2 separate regions of the Homo sapiens genome follow, and region 2 is linked to region 1. A link is a contact called in ENCODE Hi-C or POLR2A ChIA-PET data. All regions are on one chromosome and are shown on one strand. Each heading gives the region's core, a stretch centred on a gene start or an enhancer-like site at or near the end of the contact. The rest is flanking DNA. Distances are from core to core; before and after follow the strand shown. Region 1 has its middle 15 kb from the start of FAM9C. Region 2 has its middle 66 kb from the start of FAM9C.

The links. A loop is a pair of places that touch in the nucleus more often than their neighbours do. ChIA-PET counts read pairs that join two places held with the same protein, here RNA polymerase II (POLR2A). Pooled maps may share reads with other maps.
Region 2: a map of heart right ventricle shows a loop between it and region 1 (1.9-fold over the local background). The contact joins two enhancer-like sites. A Hi-C loop is called at or near these places in 5 of 168 maps with a recorded cell type or tissue (Caco-2, PC-9, heart right ventricle and 2 more) and 4 of 50 pooled maps. POLR2A ChIA-PET finds 5 or more read pairs at or near these places in 1 of 52 experiments (activated B cell).

What each region holds. Positions count from the first base shown.
Region 1 is chrX:13,027,701-13,032,102 of GRCh38, reverse strand. No RefSeq gene overlaps it. Among named protein-coding and RNA genes, the nearest start is that of FAM9C, 15 kb to the left of the region's middle. RefSeq lists an enhancer at 1,794-2,013. Within about 2 kb of position 2,607, at least 19 of the 41 ENCODE cell types and tissues checked have a DNase peak (open chromatin) inside an H3K27ac peak, as active enhancers do; they include PC-9 and left ventricle myocardium inferior, where a contact is called at or near this core.
Region 2 is chrX:13,108,282-13,112,683 of GRCh38, reverse strand. No RefSeq gene overlaps it. Among named protein-coding and RNA genes, the nearest start is that of FAM9C, 66 kb to the right of the region's middle. Within about 2 kb of position 1,788, at least 14 of the 41 ENCODE cell types and tissues checked have a DNase peak (open chromatin) inside an H3K27ac peak, as active enhancers do; they include PC-9 and left ventricle myocardium inferior, where a contact is called at or near this core.

The DNA.
Region 1 (4,402 bases), core at 1,358-3,857:
CTGTCTCAGTACTCATACGCTTGCATCGATGTCCTGCTAATGTACATTAAATCAGATATCCATACCTGCTTTGAAGTGTGCCCTAGTCAACAAACAGGTCACTTGGTTATCATTATCTTCCATCCAGGATCAAGATAAAATAAGTGCCAGAGAAAGATGTCTTACAGAGATTCTCTCAATGTATTAGTTACACATAAACAAATTAGTTACTGGAGCACACATTCCTATCTTTTAGAAAGAGAAGACCTGTTAATAGTTGAGAGCGAAGAAAATCAATTCTTGTTGAACCAATAAATGTCCCTTCTGGATAGTTTACGTTGCCATTAAAGCATAAAGTTGCCATTTTAATCTGTCAGCTGCTTATTTCTTGCATGAGCTATTCTGGCTTTCTAAATCATATCTTTTGGCCAGGCACAGGGGCTTATGCCTGTAATCCCAGCACTTTGGGAGGCCAAGGCGGGCGGATCACTTGAGGTCAGGAGTTTGAGACCAGCCTGGCCAACATGGTGAAACCCTGTCTCTACCCAGAATATAAAAAATTAGCTGGGTGTGGTGACACACGCCTGTAATCCCAGCTACTGGGGAGGCTGAGGCAGGAGAATCACTTGAACCCGGGAGGCGGAGGTTGCAGTGAACCGAGATTGTGCCACTGCACTCCAGCCTGGCGACAGAGTGAGACTCCGTCTCAACAAAATAAATAAAAATAAATCATATTTTTGGTCATTTGCCAAGTGCTTGGCTGTTGGGTACACACGGAATAAATTATCCAGTAAAAAACATCTCAGATCTTTCCAGCTATTTTTGATCAGGTACACCTGTAAATCTTAAAAAGCCTGTAAAGAAATACCTAAATAATACATTGGATATAAGACATAGGACAATAGTAACTGAAGGAAATTGCAATCGTTAGGGGGGAAAATCCTTAAAGGCTTAAAATTCTACTAGGTGGTAACCACTGTTTATACACACATGCATTTCCCTCTTCATATTTGGGAAACTGATGGTCGTGTTTCCTTTTTAGGGTGGAAGAAAAAATTCTCCATTAAGAGAAGGGAAGGAAAATATAGGAAAAAGAACCATTCTTTGAAGGCACCTGTTGTCCAAATCATAAGGAAGAGCTTGTAGTTCTGAGTTGCACAAAGGTGCTTTAGTTGTTTTTCTGTAGGATACTAGAGGAGGTCAAATGTTATGTGATAGCTGTGTCCTCAGACCCAGTGTAGGAGATGGGTAAAAAATGTTGATTGGATAAATGTGTTACTTTGCTAGTTCATACCTCTCTGAACCTGTCTTGAAGCCGCTGTGGGGAAAATGTCTCCATCTTTTCTTTGTTCTGTCGCCATTCAATCTATTCATCTACTGCTTGAGAATGTTTTTGCAATAACAAATCTTTGAGGTTTGGAAACCAGCTGTGATTAGTTTAAGAACTCTTGGTCCCACCCAATTTCAGCCTGTGCTGGGGTGTCTATTTCCTTTGTAAATTAAGGCTGCCTCCCGCTCTGGGAGCTGACTGGTTGTGCCCTGTGTTTCACTGGAGCCCCTGTCTGTTCTTTGGCTCACCTTCCCCCGCCCTTCCTTATTTGTAAAGCCCTGAAGGAGGCAAGTTTCCTTTGAATGTCATTAACACTTTGTAATTAGCTAGGAAGCCAAGGAGAATACCAAATGTCCCTTTCCCACCATGGGGCAAACTGTTTTGTTTTCTCTTCTGAACCCCAAGCAGGAACTGGCTAAGATATGATGGCCCCTCTACACGAAGAGTGACTGATTTCATTGGGAAGTGAAATTTGCATGACACCATCAGAAGCTCTTGACCCGTCAGACTCAGAACTCAGCAAGCTTTTCTTTCCCATTAATCCATGGTTAATGCCTTTGTGCTGCATAGTTTATTCAGTCCACAGCTCCCTCCTCAAACATAAACCACTAAAGGACCATGGATTCACAGGAATGACAATAAGACTACTGAGAGGCAGAGAGCGGAAAGCCCCGGGGCTTTGGTGTCAGGCAGACCCAGGTTCAGGAGGAAGCAGGGATAACATATACTTTTTTTTTTAAGTCAGGTTGTGAGGTATAATTTACATATAGTAAATTTCCCCCTAAGGCGTGGCATTTGGAATTGCACTTCTTTATAATCCATGGAGGAAATTGCACTGAGTTCAGAGCCAGGAAACATGGATCTTGCTCCCATCCCCCCAGCCATTGTCAATGAATAGTTCTGAACTCTGCATCATCTGTAAAATATGTGAGTTGAACTAGGTGACAGTGAGGTCCCCTCTGCATTATAAGAAGTCTGTTGTTTTATATTTTAAATGAATGAAACAAACAAAATAACTTGTCTTCCCAAAAGATATTCAAGAATCTCATGATTGAAGTTCACTGTTGAAATAACTTAAGTTTCTTGTACAGTTCAGACTTTTATTTTTACAGTTGCTGCTGGAAGAATTTCTAAGCATGTTGGGATAAACAGTTCCCACCCGCTGATCCTAAACTAACCAGTGTCCCTTGCTCCCCACCCCGGGTCACCCTAGTCCTCCAGTCGGCTGAGGCAGTGGGAACAGGAAATCAAGTCTCTCAGAAAGTTCAGGCTGCCTTGAATGGCTGCCAGATCACCCTGGAGGAGAAGCTCCGGAGGCAGGCGGGGAAGCCTCCCCTCCTCTGGTTACAGAAACTCTCTCCTTACACTCCTCTCTTAAATCTACCTAAACTTAAATGCAAAAACATTTCTGCAGAGAAGAAAGTGCCCAACATTCTCTGGTTATGGATTGGGGGCCCTGTTTTATCAGTTTTTGAGCAAGGTATTTTGGCTTGATTGAACTTTCAGATTGCTCTAGCCTTGTCTCTCCTCCCCCAAACCAAACAAATGAGTGCTTGGAATGAGTGAAGCACATACATTCCTGGATCCAGATTGATATCTGGAACTGGAATGTGACATTTACCAGTGTAATGTGCTGAGATTTAAGTTTGTGGAGAGTATTCTTCCCAGGTAAACCTCTGTGGCCTCACTCCTGCAGTTGGGGGAGAAGAATGTGGCAGCCACTTTCTGGCCTTTCTCCTGCAGGTGAGCACAAAAGCTTAAGACATACACACCTGCAGGGGATGTAGGGGAGTGTTCAGTGGAAGGATGACCTCATTCCCTAATACCTGACCATTCATGGCAGCCTCCGTTTCTTTGAAGTCCTGTTGGAAGTTGATTTCCATGGGGCTTTTATAAGTGTGACTGAGAAAACCATGCCAAAGTCTACACTCAGTCCAATTTGCAGGAGCTGTTTGGAATCCGGGCTGCATTGTTAGGATGATGCCTGTTGGCTCTTCAGCCTGTTCTATTATGTCTAAATCACATGTGTTGGCTTCTAACATACTAATAATTTTTGCTTTTATTGTGTTTGCCACATGTCTCCTCTCATTAGAATGTGAGGGATGCATGTCTCTTTTCTTTATTATTGTATCCCCAGTGCCTAGCACCGTGCCTGGGACCTAGTAAGGGCTTAATTGATATTTGCTGAATGACTTAATGAACAAATGAATGAATGACCCCCAATAGAATCCTCTCGAAGAGATGTTCATTTTTGAACCAAATCCTTGAATAAATTCATATAAATATTTAGTGAGTCTATGATGTGAGTTAAACAAAAAGTACAGAATAAAGAAATAGGATAAGAATGTGTCAACTGACTAATCTCTCCAGGGAAGTAATAACTGAGCACCAAAAAATAAGCTACATGAAACACCACTACTCAGGAATAAAAATAAATGAAATATTGACACTTAAGACAACATGATGACTCTTAAAATTATTATGCTGCATGAAAGAGGCTAGACTCAAAAGATCTGCTGGGTGATTTCATTTATATAAAATTGAGTCTATAAAATATAATCTATAGTCACAGAAAGTAGATCAGTAGTTGCCCGGGTACTGGGAGCGGAGAGGGAGGGATTACCAAGAGGCATGAGGAAGTTTTAGGGATGATAGATAAGTTGATCATCCTGATTGTGGCGACAGTTTTACAGATGTGTGTATACATCAAAACTCACCATATTGCACATTTTAAACAGGTGCAGTTTATTGTTTGTCAGTGATGCCTCAATAAAGCTGAAGACTGCAAAAACAGTACATTTTAATGCATCAATCAAGAACTACCCTTTGAGTGCCCAACAGGCAGTCAAACTATTTTGATTCTCGCTTTCCTTTTCTGTACCTCATCAGTATCTCAGCAGAATTAATTAAGTAGGCACTCAATGAACTGGTGTTATGAAGTGCATTTATGCTTGTTGTGATACATCTTAAGTTTTTATTTCAGAAGCAAAAGTACCATCACCATGATCCATAGACCTTTTGCGTTATAACCAACTTCTCTATCTCTATTTTCCCTAGGATAATTGCTTTGCATTGTTTTATTATTTATTCTAC
Region 2 (4,402 bases), core at 539-3,038, 81 kb before region 1:
CCACTCTTCCCCCACCAACTTTTTTTTGCCAGTTGTATATTTAGTAAGCATGCCATACTGAGTGTGGATTGGAGACACTTTTTCCTGTAAGATTTTTGCCCTGTATAACGGAACAATTACAAGGGAGATGATTTGATATATAATAATTTATTATGATAAAATATTTTGCCCAAGGATTAATTTTTTGGGGAGCAGTGGGCATGGAACAAAGCTGCAAGGACATGAAAAGGATCATCTGTTCACTTTTTTAAGAAATAAAACTAACACAGTTGAGCACCTACCATTTCCAATTTCAACTCCTTTAATCTTCACAGAGCTATAAGATAGATCTCATTATTACACCCAATTTAAAGATGGTAAAACTGAGGTATGAAGAGGTTAAATAATTTAGCCACAGTAGAAAGAGGCAGAGTTAGGATTCAAGACCAAGTTGTCCAGTTCTATAAACTCTGCCTCTAACCACTATTCTTACTTGCTTACAGATGCTTCAGCTATAAAAGGTCTTCAAAGGGTCTCTGTCTGCTTTGCTCATCCAGCAACCACTCAAGAAATACTTATGAAGCACTTATTGTGTGCCAGGCATTATACCTGACCCTGGGACCCTGGGAACATAATGATCAATATACTGTCATGTAATACCTTCCCTCAAGGAGTACATTCCATTGGGGTAGACAGTTAAGTAAAAAAGCAATTATAATACCACTTTAACTTCCAACAGAATCCAGTTCAAGCCATTCTAGTCAGATCAAAAGCAGCACTGTTTTTTAAACTTGGGAAATAAATTAGATATGCAAAGATACAGGCTTTCCTCCATAGAGTATACCTGACTACCTGGCACATCATGAATTAATTGACCCCTGAAGGCAAGCTAGGTAAGTGCCCTTGGGGCCTTTTGTGTTGCAGGAAGGATTATGTGAAAACCATTTTTATGTGTCAATTATACATTTTAAAAAACTAAAACAAAACAACAACAACAAAAAACCCACAAAAAGCCAACCTGGGATTTGCACCATGGAGAATGAGAGTGGAGGAAAACAATATTAGAGAGTCTCCCTCCCACAAAACTCAACAAAATCATAGACGATAGGTAAGCCAGTCCCTGCTATTTCTACCTAAGTCTTTTTTTTTTTTTTTTTTTTTTTTTTTTTAACTCAGGCCATGAGCTGTAAAGGGGAATCAGGGATGTGGACAGATGTTAACTCAGGCCATGAGCTGTAAAGGGGAATCAGGGATGTGGACAGATGTTATAAGATGCTTCTAAGAAACTCTTTATTAAAAATTCCAAATATGTTATATTTTTCACCATCACCAAACACTTCCCTTCACTATTCTTTCCCTATGAGAGCAAGTCCTTCCATTTTTGGTATCCAATTTGGCTCTTCCTGAAATAGGTTACACCCCAAGTTGCTGCGCGATGCCAAATTGTTGATTGTAGTTTACGGTGTCTCCTTGAAACATGCCATATAATTACATAATCACATCACAGCTAATCTGGTTTATTGGAAGGCCTCTGGATAGGACTGTTTGGCTAATCATTGTCCTGGAAAATCTGTCTCCTAGGATACTTCTCATACCCACTTGTAGCAAGGAACAAATACAGAGGTGGCCAGCTCTTCCACCCAGACGTTCACCCTTGGTCTTTTGTAGATTGTTGTAACTAAGGAAAGGCTAGGGAAAGGGTGCTCTTGGCAGGATTTCTTTAAAGACGTCACCATTGAGCAATTGCTAAAGATTACTCAGAGCCAGCAGATGGAGCAGATAAGAAGGCCTTGATGAGGTTTTTGGCCAGTTGTGATTCCACCCTGAATTTAAGACATGTTTCCTCTGATCTTAGGAAAAACCCAGAACCTCTACTCCCTGCTGATACTGGAAAGGGGAGGGCAGGATTTTGGCTTATCACGAACTCATTTATTTTTCCTTTAGCCCATAAAGCCTGATCTTTCCTGCAATCAAAACATGATGGAAAAGCCTAGCAGGCTATTGCAAAAGTATTATGTTTTCTTTATAGTTCATCTCTTGGGATTGCATTTTACTCTTGATTTTACCAGGCCCTTCCAAGCACGGGCGGAGGGGCGGGGGTGGGGGGAGCATCGTTCAGTTCTACTTGAAGGCATAAGAACTGAAACCTCCCCACTTTTTCTTGGAGAGTAGAAGGAATGTGTTTGCTATTTGTTCTTACTTGAGCTCAGTTTCCTGCAATGACTTTTTGAAGTCTTCTATCAGGCTAACAATAGGAGACACAGTAAATTCATTTGTAAAAATTCTGTCTGACTTTGGTCTGTCGTCTGTGTTTTTAAATACACTTCAGTTATTCTATTACTATTCTGTTTAGTATCCACCCACATTTGGAACGCTTCCACCTTGAGTGGTAGACATATCTTTTTTTATTCCCATTTTAGAATTTGTTTTTAGAATTTACAACTTGTTTTTTAGGATACAGGATGGGCATAGATAGATACCATCACTTCTTAATAGAGTTTACATAATTTTCGAGGCCCAGTGCAAAATAACAATGTGAGGCCTCCTGTTCAAAAATTATTAAGATTTTCAAACCAGTCACAGCAGATCATTAAGCCCAGCACCAGGTCCTTCTGAGCACGGGGCCCTTCTCAGTGCAGGGCTCTTCTAAGCACAGGGCCTTATGTGATGGCGTAAGTTGCACACCCATGAAGCCAGCCCTGATTCTTGATTAGTCACAGGCAATGGGAAGGTTACCCAGGCCCTGTGTTTTCCCTCATCCACTTTCCTGCTTGCTGACTTAAGACAAATCTCTGGCCCTTTAGAAACTGCTACGTTGAGTTATATAACGAAAATAATGAAAATAAATGATATAAAATGAAATGTATTCATTTGAATACCTGGTAGAACTAAAGGCATTCAGTGGGGTGATAGGTAGAGATATTAAATAGAGAAACTTCTCCATTATCTGATTATTTTATTTGTTCTTATTGTGAAATAGTGTGATAGAATGGGAGAAAAGAAAAACCACAGCCGGGTACGGTGGCTCAAGCCTGTAATCCCAGCACTTTGGGAGGCTGAGGTGGGTGGATCACAAGGTCAGGAGTTCGAGACCAGTCTGGCCAATATGGTGAAACCCTGTGTCTACTAAAAATACAAAAATCAGCTGGGGGTGGTGGCGGGCGCCTGTAGTCCCAGCTACTCGGGAGGCTGAGGCACGAGAATCACTTGAACCCAGGAGGTGGAGGTTGCAGTGAGCTGAGATCGTGCCACTACACTCCAGCCTGGGTGACAGAGCAAGACTCCATCTCAAAAAAAAAAAAAGAAAAGAAAAGAAAAAAGAAAAACCACTAAAATGAAACTCAGATCCTCAAAAAGTTAAACATGGAATTACCATATGACACAGCAATTCCACACCTAGCTCTATACCCAAAAGAATTGAAAACAAGGACTCAAACAGTTACTTGGCTGATGGTTCTGCAGGCTTTATAGGAAGCATGGCTGGGTGGCCTCAGGAAACTTACAATCATGGCAGAAGGCAAAGGGGAAGCTGGCACATCTTCATATGGTGGATCAGGACAGAGAGCCAAGGGGGAAGTGCTACATACTTTTAAACAACCAGATCTCGTGAAAACTCACTCACTGTCATGAGAACAGTAAGGCGGGAGGTCTGCCCCCTGATCCAATCACCTCCCACCAGTTTCCTCCCCCAACACTGGGGATTACAATTCAATATGAGATTTGAGTGGAGACAGAGAGCCAAACCATATCAGATACTAAAATAAATAATAGAATCAATTCGAAACCACACTTCAATTCACTCTTCTCAACTCAGATAATGCAGAGAAAGTAAGTGCACTGAGTAATCAGTAACAGGGAATACACCTTCTTGGAAACAATGGATGTTTTTCACCCACTGTGACAAAAGTAAACTTCAACAGCTTCCCAAATATTAAAAGAAAACAGGGCTATTCTGTACCCATAGTAAATTAAAGTAGAAAATAATTACAAAAAGAGGGAAAAAAAACCCACCACTGAGATTTAAAAGAAAATTCTCCTTTTAAGTACATTTGTGTTGAAATGAAAATATTAACTAAAATACTAGAATGTCTAGAAAATAATAACGAAAATAATACATGTCAAAACGTGTGGAATATGGCTGTTCTATACCTTTAAGCTATGAATTTAAACACTTACTTTACTAAAAATTTTAGTTAATTAGTTAATTGCACATTTAGCGCAAGAATTTATAAAAAGAAACATAAAATTAACCTAAGAAAAGAGAAGAAAGAAATTAATAAATGTAAAAGCAGAAACCAATAAATTAGAAAACAGGAAAACCAGAGAACTAAGAAACAGAAGAGCTGGCTCTTTTTAAAAGTAATAAAATAAAACAAGGTGCTAGCTAGCCCCATCAAGACAAATGGGGAAGGTACAGAATTAA